Linked DNA regions of Homo sapiens: regions 1 and 3 are each linked to region 2. Evidence: chromatin contacts called from ENCODE Hi-C data. All regions are on one chromosome and are shown on one strand. The core of a region is the stretch at or near the end of the contact, and the rest is flanking DNA. Distances in the headings are between cores, read along the strand shown. Region 1 overlaps FIRRE (firre intergenic repeating RNA element). Region 2 has its middle 50 kb from the start of APLN. Region 3 overlaps FIRRE (firre intergenic repeating RNA element).

Region 1 (4,387 bases), core at 270-2,769, 2.2 Mb before region 2:
CTCCACGTTTGAAATAGTAACAAGCAAAGTTTACATTGGAAATCAAGAAACAAAGGTATACCTTTCAGGTTTTAAAATAGCCTTCAGTGTAAGAATCAGTTTCTCTGAAAATTATACATTGCTCTGTTTACATATGGAAATTTTAAAAAATCACTTTTTATGGTGAAGAAAACAAAAATCTTTGGGCAAATTTATAAGTAACACAAAATCCAACCATCCGAAGGATATTTAATGACCCATGCGGTGGCCTTATAATAAAAGGGAAAAGGAAAAGGAAAAATTTCAAAACCCAAGGAGATCTGCAAACTATGGGGAAGCCTAAAGTCATACCAACAAACCCATGAGTGTCACACATACACGTACTCATGCAAATATTCAAATGGAATAGATTTAGAAGAGAGCAGAAGAAAGAATATCAAAATACTCATGCTTGTTTTCATGGACTGCTCAGCATTTTCTCTAAAGGATCATGTACAGAGATCATCCCTGGTACGAAAGAGTGGTACTAAAGAGGCAAGTTTTCTGGGGGTCCTGATGTACTCAACTCCCTGAAGGATATCTTGTCAGGCCTACAAGGAATCTTCATCAGAAAAAGGCTAAGGAGCAGGCACAGAGAACAATACTTGCTAATCTTAATGAACAGTTAGATCCTGAGCCTTAAAAGCCTCATCTTCCTTAGAAGAAAGCTAAAGAAACCATTTCTGTCCCATTAAGAGAGATGAAATGAGAGCAGATCCCTCCACGTGGGTATGCCTTCACAATGGACCCTAGAAAAAAATGCTGCAAAGCCACTACAGCTGTTAACTCCTGGGCTCAGAGAATACCTCCAGGCCTTCTGGTTGTGTATATCTGCACTCTTATTGATGTTCTGGAATTTATTGACTTGGCACAGTGACACATGCTCCTTTTCCTCAGATCCTTCTTGCTCTAGGCAACAGAGGCACCAGACTTTTGGTGTCCCTGAGACCTCCAGCTGCTGTTAGATGCCACCTCGAATGAGATTCATTTCCCCCTCCTCACATTCTAACGTTGCTAACATTGGGGCCCATACCCCAAAGTACAGGGATATCTTGTGCCAGCCCAAATGTCTCATGGTCTAAGGGGCAGGGTCAGGAGACCAATGCCCAGAAGCTGTGTGTAGACTGTAGTTTTTCCATAGTCCTGCCCACAGTGAGAGGAAACCAAAGCCCTGCATCAGTCCTGGTACCTTACTTAGCAGCTTCTTCACTGAGATTTTGCCTTTGTCCAGACTGAACTCCTGGAAAGCCTAAGAGTTGAAGTTGAGAAGGCCCATCTTGGGGTCAGGCCCTGTTGAACCTTTGAATTTGCTACATCTTTCTTAACTGCTAGATAGGAGGGAAGTTCAAACCCGAAGCTTTTGCTTTTGTCAAACTACTTCCTCGCGATGGCAGTATGGGCCCAGAAAAGCCAACTAACCCTGCCCCCAGGCCTTCTTCTCCCTCCCATTCCATCTGAAAAAAACCACCACTAACAGGCAAAGCCACCAGGAAATATGGCTACCTTGTGTCTTGCCCAGTTTGAAGAAACTTGCTCACACCGCTGCGCTTTTGCTTTTGCTTTCCATATACAATCAAACTGAAGCCTAAAACCACCCACTCTCATTAGGCATCTTTTCTTTTCAGTAATTCAGTTTCCTCTACTACAGCTTCATAGATCTCCTCATCGGTCACCATTAGATATGCAGGATTTTCCCCATTTTCAAGTTTTCTGATACAAGGTTCAAGTCCCAAGGAGTCCGTGCATGAGGAAAAGATATTGCTGGAACTCCAAAGCTTGTATGAGGCTTGGCTATCTGTCTCCATCAGACGTTGTGGTCTTTGACCTGGCTCATTTCCCAGGCTCTTATGGCGTACTCCATTTTCTGGCTCACATATTTTAGAAAGTAACCAAAATGGCATCCTTCTTTTTAAATGTCTTTCCAGATGGAGAACTCACTAATAAATATTTCAGTTGCTCAAACTTGATGTTCAAAATAAATACTCATATTTAGCTATTATCATTTAAAGACATCAGAGTTAAGCTGTTCCATAGGTTTTGAACTAATATGTTAAAACATTATCAACTTTATCGTATGACCTTTTCTTACACTTTTATATTTTTATGCCTCATATATTCATGTTTTAATTTTCACATACACGATGCTTTGAATGAATAAAGAAACAACACATTTTAAATAATTAATTGGGCAGTTAGGTAGAGAATGTACATTGTGTATCCTCCTTAGATAATTGTATAATTTATTGTCCAAGTTGGACAACTGTGTGAACCGTGACTTCCTAAGGCACACTGAAAGGAATGTTCACCCTATTTATCATTCCACAGTCTTGAGACAAACACTGATCACATCTTTATGCTTTATTTACCTAAATATATTGATAATTTTTTTTTTTTGAGATGGAGTTTCGCTCTTGTTGCCCAGGCTGGAGTGCAATGGCACAATCTCAGCTCACCGCAACCTCCGCCTCCCAGGTTCAAGCGATTCTCCTGCCTCAGCCTCCCTAGTAGCTGGGATTACAGGCATGTGCCACCACACTCGGCTAATTTCGTATTTTTTTTTAGTAGAGATGGGGTTTCCCCATGTTGGTCAGGCTGGTCTCAAACTCCCGACCTTAGATGATCTGCCCGTCTCGGCCTCCCAAAGTGCTGGGATTACAGGCATGAGCCACCGTGCCCGGCCTTTTTTTTCTATTTTTGAGACAGAGCCTTGCTCTGCCACCCAGGCTAGAGAGCAGTGACGCAATTTCGGCTCACTGCAACCTCTTGCTTCCTGGGTTCAAGTGATTCTCCTGCCTCAGCCTCCCAAGTAGCTGGGATTACAGGCGTGTGCCACCGTGACCAGCTAATTTTTATATTTTTAGTAGAGACGGAGTTTCGCCATGCTGGCCAGGCTGATCTCGAACTCCTGACCTCAGGTGATTGGCCCGCCTTGGCCTCCCAAAGTGCTGGGAGTACAGGTGTGAGCCAGTGCGCCTGGCCGATAAATTTTAATTTGTATATACACATACATGTTTACAAAAATTGGGCATTGTCCTGCATATTTTTTCTTTTATACTTTTTCTCTTGGTTATAGTATGAGCATTTTGACAGTTGTACTTTAGTTATCCAAAAGTATAATTTAAAAATATGAAAATAGCTATTTATTTATAAGAAATAGAAATATTTTTATTTATATAAATATTTATAAGTAGAAATATTTAAAATTAAAAGTAATAGACTCAATACAGAATATTTAGAAAATATGGAATTCAGATAAGTGAACACAAAATGACCTATCGTATTACTATAATCTGTATGTATTTTTTCTTTAAACACCAATTGCATAATAGCGTATGTTGGATTTTTTTCCCTGATATTTCTATTTTCTCCTCTTTAATCCACTCTTCATTTTTCTCTACTTCTCTGTGTATCAAATGGCTAATCTGTATGGACTATGTAATCTGGCTGTTTTGCTCTATGTCCTGGTTATGTTCTCCTATAAAGGATTCTGGCAGGATTTCAGGAGTAGGTTAGGTATTTATTTAATCAGATCTATGGTTTTGACTCCATCCCTTAGCCAAATACCACTATCTTAACAGTATCTAGGAGGAGTAATTGAAATATTTGGCAAACAGCCTTAACGAATACCCATATACCCATAAATATAGTTAAACAACGTCGGCATTTTTAAAAATTAAAACATTAGAACCTGAATGTGACTGTATATTTCTACATTCCCAACTCTAATTTATCTTTTTTTTTCTGAGCCAAAGGGGTCCTTGGGCCTATAGGTAGCTAGGGATAAGTGGGGTCTTTATGGGAATTTCTCCCTTGAGCTGCTCGCCAGGCTGGAGTGCAGTGACGCTATCTCAGCTCACTGCAACCTCTGCCTCCTGGGTTCAAGCAATTCTTCTGCCTCAGCCTCCTGAGTAGCTGGGACTACAGGCGCATGCCACCAAGCCCAGCTAATTTTTGTATTTGTTTTAGTAGAGAAGGGGTTTCACCACATTGGCAGGATGGTCTTGATCTCTTGACCTCGTGATCCTCCCGCCTCACCCTCCCAAAGTGCTGGGATTACAGGCGCGAGCCACCACACCTGGCCAGAATTTTTAAAGCTTGCAATGAAAAGGAACAGATTGTGGAAAGGGCTTGGCCTGATAAACAGGTGGACTAATAATTGGAAGGTCAACTGAGTCGGACTTATTTTTGCCAGTTGTTCCCCTATGCCAAGAATACAAGATAGAACTGAATTTGTTACCTGAGTCCTCCCTGGACCTGAGACTTGGAGAATGCAAGAAAACCAATAAAAGTTGGGAGGCTTCCTCAAAGTGCCTTGGAAGTGAGCTGACAGTTTGCCTAATCTAGATCTTAAGAATGTGAATTCTGAAGC
Region 2 (4,499 bases), core at 1,838-4,337:
CCTTAAAGAAAACTGAGGTTATTCTGCCCCCTGGTGTCCTGTACTGTCATTGCAGTCACTTCCAGTGGCCCATCTAGGCTTCAGATTTGGAATCACGAATTTTCCTTCCTTCCTTCCTTCCTTCCTTCCTTCCTTCCTTCCTTCCTTCCTTCCTTCCTTACTTCCTTCCTTCTTTCCTTCCTTCATTGAATGCCCCACTCTGGGCCACGCACTGTGCTGTGCACTGTGGTTGCAAAGATGAATAACACTGGGCCCCTTCCTTGAAGGAGGACACAGTCTAGTGGGGGAAGTCAGACACCTAAACAAATCATTTAGATACAGCTAAACAAGTGCTCTACAAAAGGCTACTATACAGTGCAAAGAGGGCGTGCTTGGCTTGGGGGAGGCAGGCGACATGTCTGGAAGAGCCTGACAAAAAGGGGTGGTAGTTGAGTTTGATAACCATGTTTGAATTCTTTAGGTGGCTGGACAGGGATGGGAGTGTGTAGAAGGATGTGGGGCACATTTAAGAGGCAACAGTGTATTTGGTTTGCTGGGGGCATGCTGTGGGCTTAGGGAAACAGTGGAAGATGGAGTTGAGAGCTGGGAGGTGGTCAGGGTTTTAAGCAAGGCAGTGACCTGGGTAGATTTGAATTTCTGTATGTTCATTCTGGCTGCTCTGTAGAGAAAGCCTTGAAGAGGCACAGGGCTGGGAAAACTCTTGGTCGAGTTGCCAGATTTAGAAACAAAACAAAAGAGTGAAACAAAACCAAACCCCGGATACCCAGTTAAATGGGAATTTCAGATAATAGACAATGGTTTTTTAGTATAAGTACATCCCAAGTATTGTACAAGATGTACTAAAAATTATTCTGTGTTTATGTGAAATTCAAATTTAACTGGGTGTCCTGTATTTTATGCGGCAACCGTATCTTGGAGACATCAAGGAGAGATGATGGTGGCTTAGACAAGGGTGGAGGGAGCAGATTTGGGTCAAAGGGGAAAAATTCCAGGGATATTCAGGAGGTAGAAATGAAAGAACTTGGCGATGACATGGACGTGAGAACATGAAAGGGAGGTGTCAAAACAACACCCAGTCTCCCGTTTGTTCCGTGTTGGGTCCTCCACTGCATCCCATACCTCCAACCACCACACATCTGGAGGTCAAGAGTCCTTCCTAAAACATCCCAAAGAACCCGCGAAGCCAGGAGCCAAGACGTCCTCCAGGGTCCCGCCTTCCCTGCTCGGCTCCGCCTCCTGCTTGGTTCTGCAGTGTGGCCCTCCGGGCTTGTTTGGGCCAGTCATCTGCCAGTGGCCGGTGCCTGGGATGAATTAGGGCCCCTTTAGGTCTCTGTTCTTTTCCTCTTTGCACCACCCTTCGCAACGGCCAGCATGAGGTGCCCAGCCCAGGTCCCCACTGCTGACTAGAATAGATCCTTTCTGCCAGGGAGGGATGTCCCAAAGAGTCCCAGAATCCTGCACCTTTCCCTAGGGGTTTTCTCACTTCCCGGAGGCTGGGACTGAAATGGTGGCCGCGCTTCTCCAAGCTTCTTGTGACCTCACAGTGCCTCTTAGTGGTCACACAGCACACTGCAGGCCGAGGTGAGATGGAAGATGGATTTGTAAGCACTGGGAAAGTTGTTTTTTGTTTGTTTGTTTGTTTTAGACAGAGTCTCGCTCTGTCACCCAGGCTGGAGTGCAGTGGCACGATCTGGGCTCACTGCAACCTTTGCCTCCTGGGTTCAAGCGATTCTTCTGCCTCAGCCTCCCAACTAGCTGGGACTATAGGCGCGTGCCACCACGCCCAGGTAATTTTTTGTATTTTTAGTAGAGACAGCGTTTCACCATGTTAGCCAGGATGGTCTTGATCTCCTGACCTCATAATCCACCCAGCTCGGCCTCCCAAAGTGCTGGGATTACAGGCGTAAACCACCGCGCCCAGCCAGCACTGGGAAAGCTTTTCATTCCTGATTCTCCCCTGGCAGGGCACAGGGCTCCTGCCTCTGCTGCTGGCCACCCATCCGTCAGGAGTGCTGTTGGCACTCCTCAGCTCTTAAGGATCTGAGCAAGACATTTGTGCAGTGGACCCGCTGGTAAGGAGGTGGCCTAAAATGACATTTCGCAAATCAAACAACTAGGCCCTGAGGTCTCCATTCTTGGTGGGACTCAGCAAGATGCTCCAGGTTGAATGGGTCAGAGATTCCGAAATCCCCAGCCTTCCAGATTTCATAGGTACCAGCCTACAGATAAAGCTTAATGTGCCAGAGGACCCGCCCACACTTGCCTGTGGACATCTCCGCCCAGAAAACTGGGGTGAGGCAGAGGGGAATCTCACAATTGGGTTCCCCACAGTGGGCATGTTTCCAGGCCGGGTGGTAGGGCTGGTCGCCATAGAGGGTGGCTGTCCAACTCTCCAGCATGACACCTCCCTCTCTGGGGTCACAGCCAGTCAGAAAGAACCCCCAAATGCCCCATCCTGTATCCCTTCCACACTGGAGCCTGTGTATGGCAAGAGGTGAGGATCCATGTCCCAAGGAGGGGAGCTGAGAGACAACCAGACCCCAGATGACTTTGTGGGCCAGAGCTTGAAGCTGGTCTGGGGTGACTGAACAGGAGCCTGGCTCAGGAAACTCAGCTCCCTCTCTTGTCTTCAGACTGCAGGCATGTGCTATGAGGACTGGGGACACCTCAGGATGTAGTGCAGAGGCTGAAGCTGTCACTGACCCACTGCTGGTGCCTCCCTTTGACTTCCAATGTCCTCTGGCAGCAGATGGTGAGCCATGCCCTAGGAATGGCAAGCCCCCTCCTTTCTCTCGAGTTTTGGTCATTAGTCTTTACTATATCCCCTGAGGAGTAGCTGGATTACAGGTGCACGCCACCACGCCCGGCTAATTTTTTGTATTTTTAGTAGAGACGGGGTTTCACCATGTTGGCCAGTCTGGTCTCGAACTCCTGACCTCAGGTGATCCACCCGCCTCAGCCTCCCAAAGTGCTGGGATCACGGCCGTGAGCCACATTTCTTGAAAGAGTTGTCTCCGCTTGCTGAATCTCAGGTTCCACCCAGGAAGAGGAGGGGCCTGGCGCCTCCCGGCTGCAAATGACAGGAACTTATGTGGCTCCACCCCACTTCGCATTCTTCCCAGTGCGCAGGCCGTGGGAGGTTCTGCCAGGGAGCCCTTCCCATCTGGCTGTCTGACTATGTTAAGGGACCCCAAGCCTTCAGTGGTGAAGGCTGAGACCACAGTGTAGATCAGGGCTGTCCAATCTTTTGGCTTCCCTGGGCCACACATAAAATACACTAACGATAGCTGAAAAGCTAAAGAAAAAAAAAGAAAGAAAAAATCAAATCACAAAAACATCTCATAATGTTTTAAGAAATTTTATGAATTTGTGTTGGGCTGCCTGCAAAGCTGTCCTGGGTCGCATGCAGCCCACGGGCCACTGGTTGGACAAGCTTGGTCTAGATCAAAGTTTGGCAAACTTTCTGTAAAGGGTCAGATAGTAAGTATTTTAGACTCTGCAGACCATACAGTCTCTGTAGCAACCACTCAACTCTGCTGTTGCAGCCCCAAAGCAAGTATAGACAATATATAAACAAATGAGCATGGTTGGCCAGGCGCAGTGGCTCACGCCTGTAATCCCAGCACTTTGGGAGGCCAAGACGGGCAGATCACAAGGTCAGGAGTTCGAGACCAGCCTGACCAACATGGTGAAACCCCATCTCTATTAAAAATACAAAAATTAGCCAAGCGTGGTGGCGCACGCCTGTAATCCCAGCTACTCGGGAGGCTGAGGCAGGGGAATCGCTTGAACCCGGGAGGTGGAGGTTGCAGTGAGCTGAGATCATGCAGCTGCACTCCAGCCTGGGTGACAGATCGAGACTCTGTCTCAAAAAAAAAAAAAAAAAAAAAAGGATGTAAACCTGAATAGGATGTAATGCCACTGTAAACAAGTCTGAAGTGTATGGTGGCAGCAACAGACTGCTTCAGATAGAGTTTGGAGACAGCTGCAGACAGAGGAGTGAGTGGGGTTTATGGAGCGAGAGAGAGAGTATAGAGTAAGAAGAGAAGTGACCCAAGCCTAAACCTCAGCACATGCCATCATCTAGTGGCGGGGCCAAGAAAGTAGAGGAGCCTGCAATGGAGATGGAGATGGAGTGGTTGGTGAGGCAGCAGGAACTCTGGGAAGAGTGTGGAGTTCCTGCACCCCGGTGAAGGGAGTGTTCCTGAAGAAGGGGTGGAATGCTGCTGAGAGGTTGGGTTAGGTGAGGACTGAGAAACGACCTTTGGTTTTGGCAGCATGGAGGTTGCTGGTGACCTTGGTGAGAATCATGTCAGAGGAATGGGCTAGAAAGGGTTGAGGGGTGAGTGGAGGTAAGAAAGTGGGGACAACAAGTGGAGACAACTCGTTCAAGAAATGTGGCTCATACCTGTAATCTCAGCACTTTGGGAAGCCGAGGTGGGTGGATCACCTGACGTCAGGAGTTCGAGACCAGCTGACCAACATGGTGAAACCCTGTC
Region 3 (4,392 bases), core at 735-3,234, 2.1 Mb before region 2:
TGCATGGAAATAATCCAAAAGTTCATGAGTTGCCTTGACAAGTTGTATGGTAGCAGTTTTCTTCATTATTAATACATGGATTTTTCTTAATCTTTGTCAAGCATTATGCTTCAATTTACTAGTTGGAGAGTACTGTAATCCTTATACCTAAAAGACAAATTATAAAACTTTCAGAGACACACACAAACACAAACACGAACACACACACCCCATAAATTCTCAGGAAATATTTGAAGAATATGTAATGGCATGGTGACATGCTGTGTTTTGATGTTAAATGATGAGACCATGAGATGAAACTCTGAGCCACCTTGACAGGAATTAAACATATGTACTATGAGTATCATGTCATTTGGAATATATATGGCATGTGGTAATGTGCGTAACCTGGTTTCTCCTCTAATGGCTCATGCGAAATTGTTGCCTACAATGCACTACAGAAGGCTCTTAGAATACGAAGAACTCCCTGGATGTCTGATCAGGGAGCCAGGTCCAAGATCCCTGGGATTTTTTTTTTTTTTTTTTTTTTTGAGACCGAGTCTTGCTCTGTCGCCCAGGCTGGAGCGCAGTGGCACAATCTCGGCTCACTGCAACCTCTGTCTCCTGGGTTCAAACAATTCTCCTACCTGAGACTCTTGAGTAGCTGAGATTACAGACGCCCGCCACCACCCCCAGCTAATTTTTGCATTTTTAGTAGAAACGGAGTTTCACCACGTAGGCCAGGCTGGTCTCCAACTCCTGACCTCAGTCAATCTGCCCGCTTTGGCCTCCTAAAGTGCCGTAATTACAGGCGTGAGCCACCGCACCCTTCCCCCTGGGATTTTTTAATTGTTTACTGGAAAGATCTTTTCCAAGCTTTAAGCCCTTTTCTTTTTGTATGTCCATCCACCGAATTTATCCCCTGAAAGAGACAGTTTGATGCCACGGAAATTACTGGTCCTGTAACTCTGAAGTAAATCAAACCTACACAGACTAGGTCAGGAGGAGATTTCATTTTTGAAAGATCAAGATTCCTGATGGAGGCAGGTGGTTTAGGCCTTGGTTTGATTTCAAGCGCAAAACAAAAAGAAAAAGTGCAGCAGTAAGACCAGCTGACTACCAACTGGGCAAAATAGAAGGCATCCACGTTTGGTTGTGATTTGTCTATAGGTGGCGTTTTCTCAGACAGGAAGGGCGGAAGACCTTGGCTCAAAGACAGGGCTTCTTGGCATATCTGGAGCACTACTGCCATCGCGAGGAAGTCGTTTAGTGAATCCCTACGCCATTATTACAGCGTTCTCTGAGGACTACCTGTTGGGGAAGGACTGGTCTGTGGGGAAGTGGAAGAGGCTTGGGCTCCAGGCTGGGAGTCCTTGCCTTCTTGTCTAAGGCCTTAAAAGAGACATGGACATTGGCGATATTTTGGTATAGAACCTGGAGAGTGAAGGTTCTAATAGCAAATCCTGTAAACTTCCCTTTGAATACCTTTGTTGATTTTGCGCGGTACTTATGCTACCAGAGACCCAAAGACCCATAGCAAGATGACAGCACATGAAAGCCAGCTGACTCTTGCTCCAAGGGGCAATTACATGAGACAGATGCCCCCAAGAGCCTCCATTTGTGTTTGAGTGGGTTCCTGCAGTCCTGCCCACACTAGGAACCGAGACCCCGCCCCACGACTTCCTGTGCCAGGACCGCTGGGCAGCTGCTGCTTCATTGCAAGCCCCTCACTCTCCAGGTTCTACACCAAGATATCGCCAATGTACAGGTTTCTCTTCAGGAGTTCCAGGAGAAGCCAAGAAGACCTAGCCTGGAGCCCAAACCTCTTCCACCACCGCACAGATCAGACCTTCCCCCACAGCCAGGCTTCCCGGAAAGAAGCTATAATGGCGTATTGCGTTATTAAACGATTTCCTCACGGTGGCAGTAGTACTCCATATTTTCAAGAAAGCCCTCTCTTGGCGCCCTTTTCTCCCGCCCTTCCTGGCTGAAAAAAACGCCACCCAGAGACAAAGGCACCACCCAACATGGCTTCCTGGAGATTTGTCCAGTTTGGTGCAACCTGGTCTTACTGTTGAATTTTTCCTTTTTTTACTCCGTGTGAAAACAAAATGAGGCCTAAACCACCCAGGTTCATCAGGAATCTTGTTCTTTCAGAAATTAAATACACTCCTCACTGAGTCTATCTGGGTATGATTTACTTCACACAGTTACAGGTCCAGCAAGTTTCATGGCATAAAATTGTCTCCTTAAGGTGATAAATTGTGTGGATGCAGGTACAACAACAAAGGTAGATATCAAAGAGATAGATAACCAATACATGAAATTTGAAACAAGCTAAGTGAAAGAAGGAAGTTGAAAACGGCCACTTGTTATGATCAGTAGTGAGGGAAAGCAGATGAGTGTTTGTCAGGGACTGGGCAGAGAGAGAGCCCAATGCGGAATGACTGCTTAATGGGTCCGGGGTTTTGTTTTGTGGTAATGAAAATGATTTGCCACTATGTAGTGGTAATGCTTGCACGGCATCTTGAATGTACTAAATGCCACTCAATTTCACACATTTTAATGGCTAATTTTATGTTATATGAATTTTACAAACTCAGTTCTAAAAAGTGCCAATACTTTTAAACCTATCATTATTTCTATGGATAATTAATTATATTAGAAAAGTGCTCAAATTATCAGTGAAGAAAACTTGTTTATAACAGTTATACTACTGGGTGGCCGGGCATGACACCTCATGCCTATAATCCTAGCACTTTGGGAGTCTGAGATAGGAGGATGGCTTGAGGTCAGGAGTTCGAGGTCAGCCTGGTCAACATAGCGAAACCCCATATCTTTTTTTTTTTTTTGAGACAGAATCCCGCTTTGTCGCCCAGGCTGGAGTGCAGTGGCGCGATCTGGGCTCACTGCAACCTCCGCCTCCTGGGTTCAAGCAATTCTCCTGCCTCAGCCTCCCAAGTAGGTGGGACTACAGGCGTGTGCCGCCACACCCGGCTAATTTTTTGTATTTTTAGTAGAGACGGGTTTCACCATTTTAGCCAGGATGGTCTCAATCTCCTTACCTTGTGATCCGCCCGCCTCAGCCTCCCAAAGTGCTGGGATTACAGGCGTGAGCTAACCTGCCCGGCAACGAAAACCCATATCTAAAATAAAAAGTAAAAAACCTGTTATACTACAGAGGAAATTGAACATTAGTTTTAAAAAGTCCATATTATATGTGCATAGGGAAAAGTGATTATTTCTTCTCACTATGTTTGACCTACCATATGTTTTCTGCTTTATAATTTCTTAAAGTTCTTGTAGAATAAAATACAAAAAAATTAAAGCACTCAAAAGTATATATTGATGTAGATATATTCAAAGAGCATAAAGTGATGCTGCAGATTTTGTACAAATTTCAAACATTATGCATCCAATTATATTTAAACTGTATCAAGTGTGTGTGTATTTATATCTGTCTGGAGATATATTACAAAATTTTAAATGCCATATATATATATGAGACTGTCTCACTGTTGCCTAGGCTGGAGTGCAGTGGCATGATGATCATGGATCAATGCAGCATCAATCTCCCTGGGATCAGGTGATCTTGCCACCTCTGCCTCCTATACGTACCTGGGGCTTCTGTTGTACCCCACCATGCCCAGCTATAGTTTGTATTTTTTGTAGACACAGGTTCTACCTACATTGCCAGGGCTGGTATTGAACTCGTGGGCTCAAGCTGTCTACCTGCCTCGGCCTCCCAAAGTGCTGCAATTACAGTTGTAAGCCACCGCGCCCAGCCAATGCTATAAATTTTTAATCGTGGTAGATGTTATACTGAGTATATGTTTGAAGATGGCATTTTTGGTGAACAAATTCACATTTTTAATGCATCGTTATATAAACAGAGACACTAATGAAGCATTCTAGCTGCATGTAAGCTGTGTGAATGCATCCATCTTACAGTTTTCTTAGGTTACACATCTAGCTGACTGAAAGTGAGAGATGCCTATTTCAATTACCATTTATTAAATTTTTTATCCTTTTGAGATTTTAGAGATAAAATTTTAAGGTAAGAATTAGCAATAAAATTTGAAGAAGAATTAAAAATCCTTATTTTCATAGGTATAAGTATGTAACATACATATGTTTATATTGTATATAAATATGGATTTATATGTTTATGTATGTATAAATATATATATTAAATTTAAAAGTGCAAGTTCAGAACTTATGTTTTGATGAATAGTCCAAACAAGAAGTTCTTTGCAAATATTTTATTGTAAAAAATTCAGATATTGCAAATTTTTATGAGAATATCAAGAACTCCTTAAGAATCAGATGTGGAAATCTTAATCTTCATCATTATGTATGGATAAATTCAAGTAAAATGTAAATTTATTGTGGTGTTTGACTGTATATATAGAA

The links. Hi-C counts contacts between places; a loop is a spot of excess contacts on that map. Pooled maps may share reads with other maps.
Region 1: a map of naive thymus-derived CD4-positive, alpha-beta T cell shows a loop between it and region 2 (16-fold over the local background). The contact joins two enhancer-like sites. A Hi-C loop is called at or near these places in 2 of 168 maps with a recorded cell type or tissue (B cell and naive thymus-derived CD4-positive, alpha-beta T cell), 9 of 37 single-sample maps with no recorded cell type and 16 of 50 pooled maps.
Region 3: a map of mammary epithelial cell shows a loop between it and region 2 (8-fold over the local background). The contact joins two enhancer-like sites. A Hi-C loop is called at or near these places in 1 of 168 maps with a recorded cell type or tissue (mammary epithelial cell), 3 of 37 single-sample maps with no recorded cell type and 6 of 50 pooled maps.

What each region holds. Positions count from the first base shown.
Region 1 is chrX:131,810,408-131,814,794 of GRCh38, reverse strand. All of the region lies in intron 2 of FIRRE (firre intergenic repeating RNA element), which reads left to right. Among named protein-coding and RNA genes, the nearest start is that of FIRRE, 18 kb to the left of the region's middle. RefSeq lists an enhancer at 1,465-1,734. Within about 2 kb of position 1,519, at least 17 of the 41 ENCODE cell types and tissues checked have a DNase peak (open chromatin) inside an H3K27ac peak, as active enhancers do.
Region 2 is chrX:129,602,664-129,607,162 of GRCh38, reverse strand. No RefSeq gene overlaps it. Among named protein-coding and RNA genes, the nearest start is that of APLN, 50 kb to the left of the region's middle. Within about 2 kb of position 3,087, at least 20 of the 41 ENCODE cell types and tissues checked have a DNase peak (open chromatin) inside an H3K27ac peak, as active enhancers do.
Region 3 is chrX:131,744,148-131,748,539 of GRCh38, reverse strand. All of the region lies in intron 8 of FIRRE (firre intergenic repeating RNA element), which reads left to right. Among named protein-coding and RNA genes, the nearest start is that of FIRRE, 84 kb to the left of the region's middle. RefSeq lists enhancers at 1,146-1,335, 1,446-1,505, 1,566-1,915, 2,086-2,145. Within about 2 kb of position 1,984, at least 18 of the 41 ENCODE cell types and tissues checked have a DNase peak (open chromatin) inside an H3K27ac peak, as active enhancers do.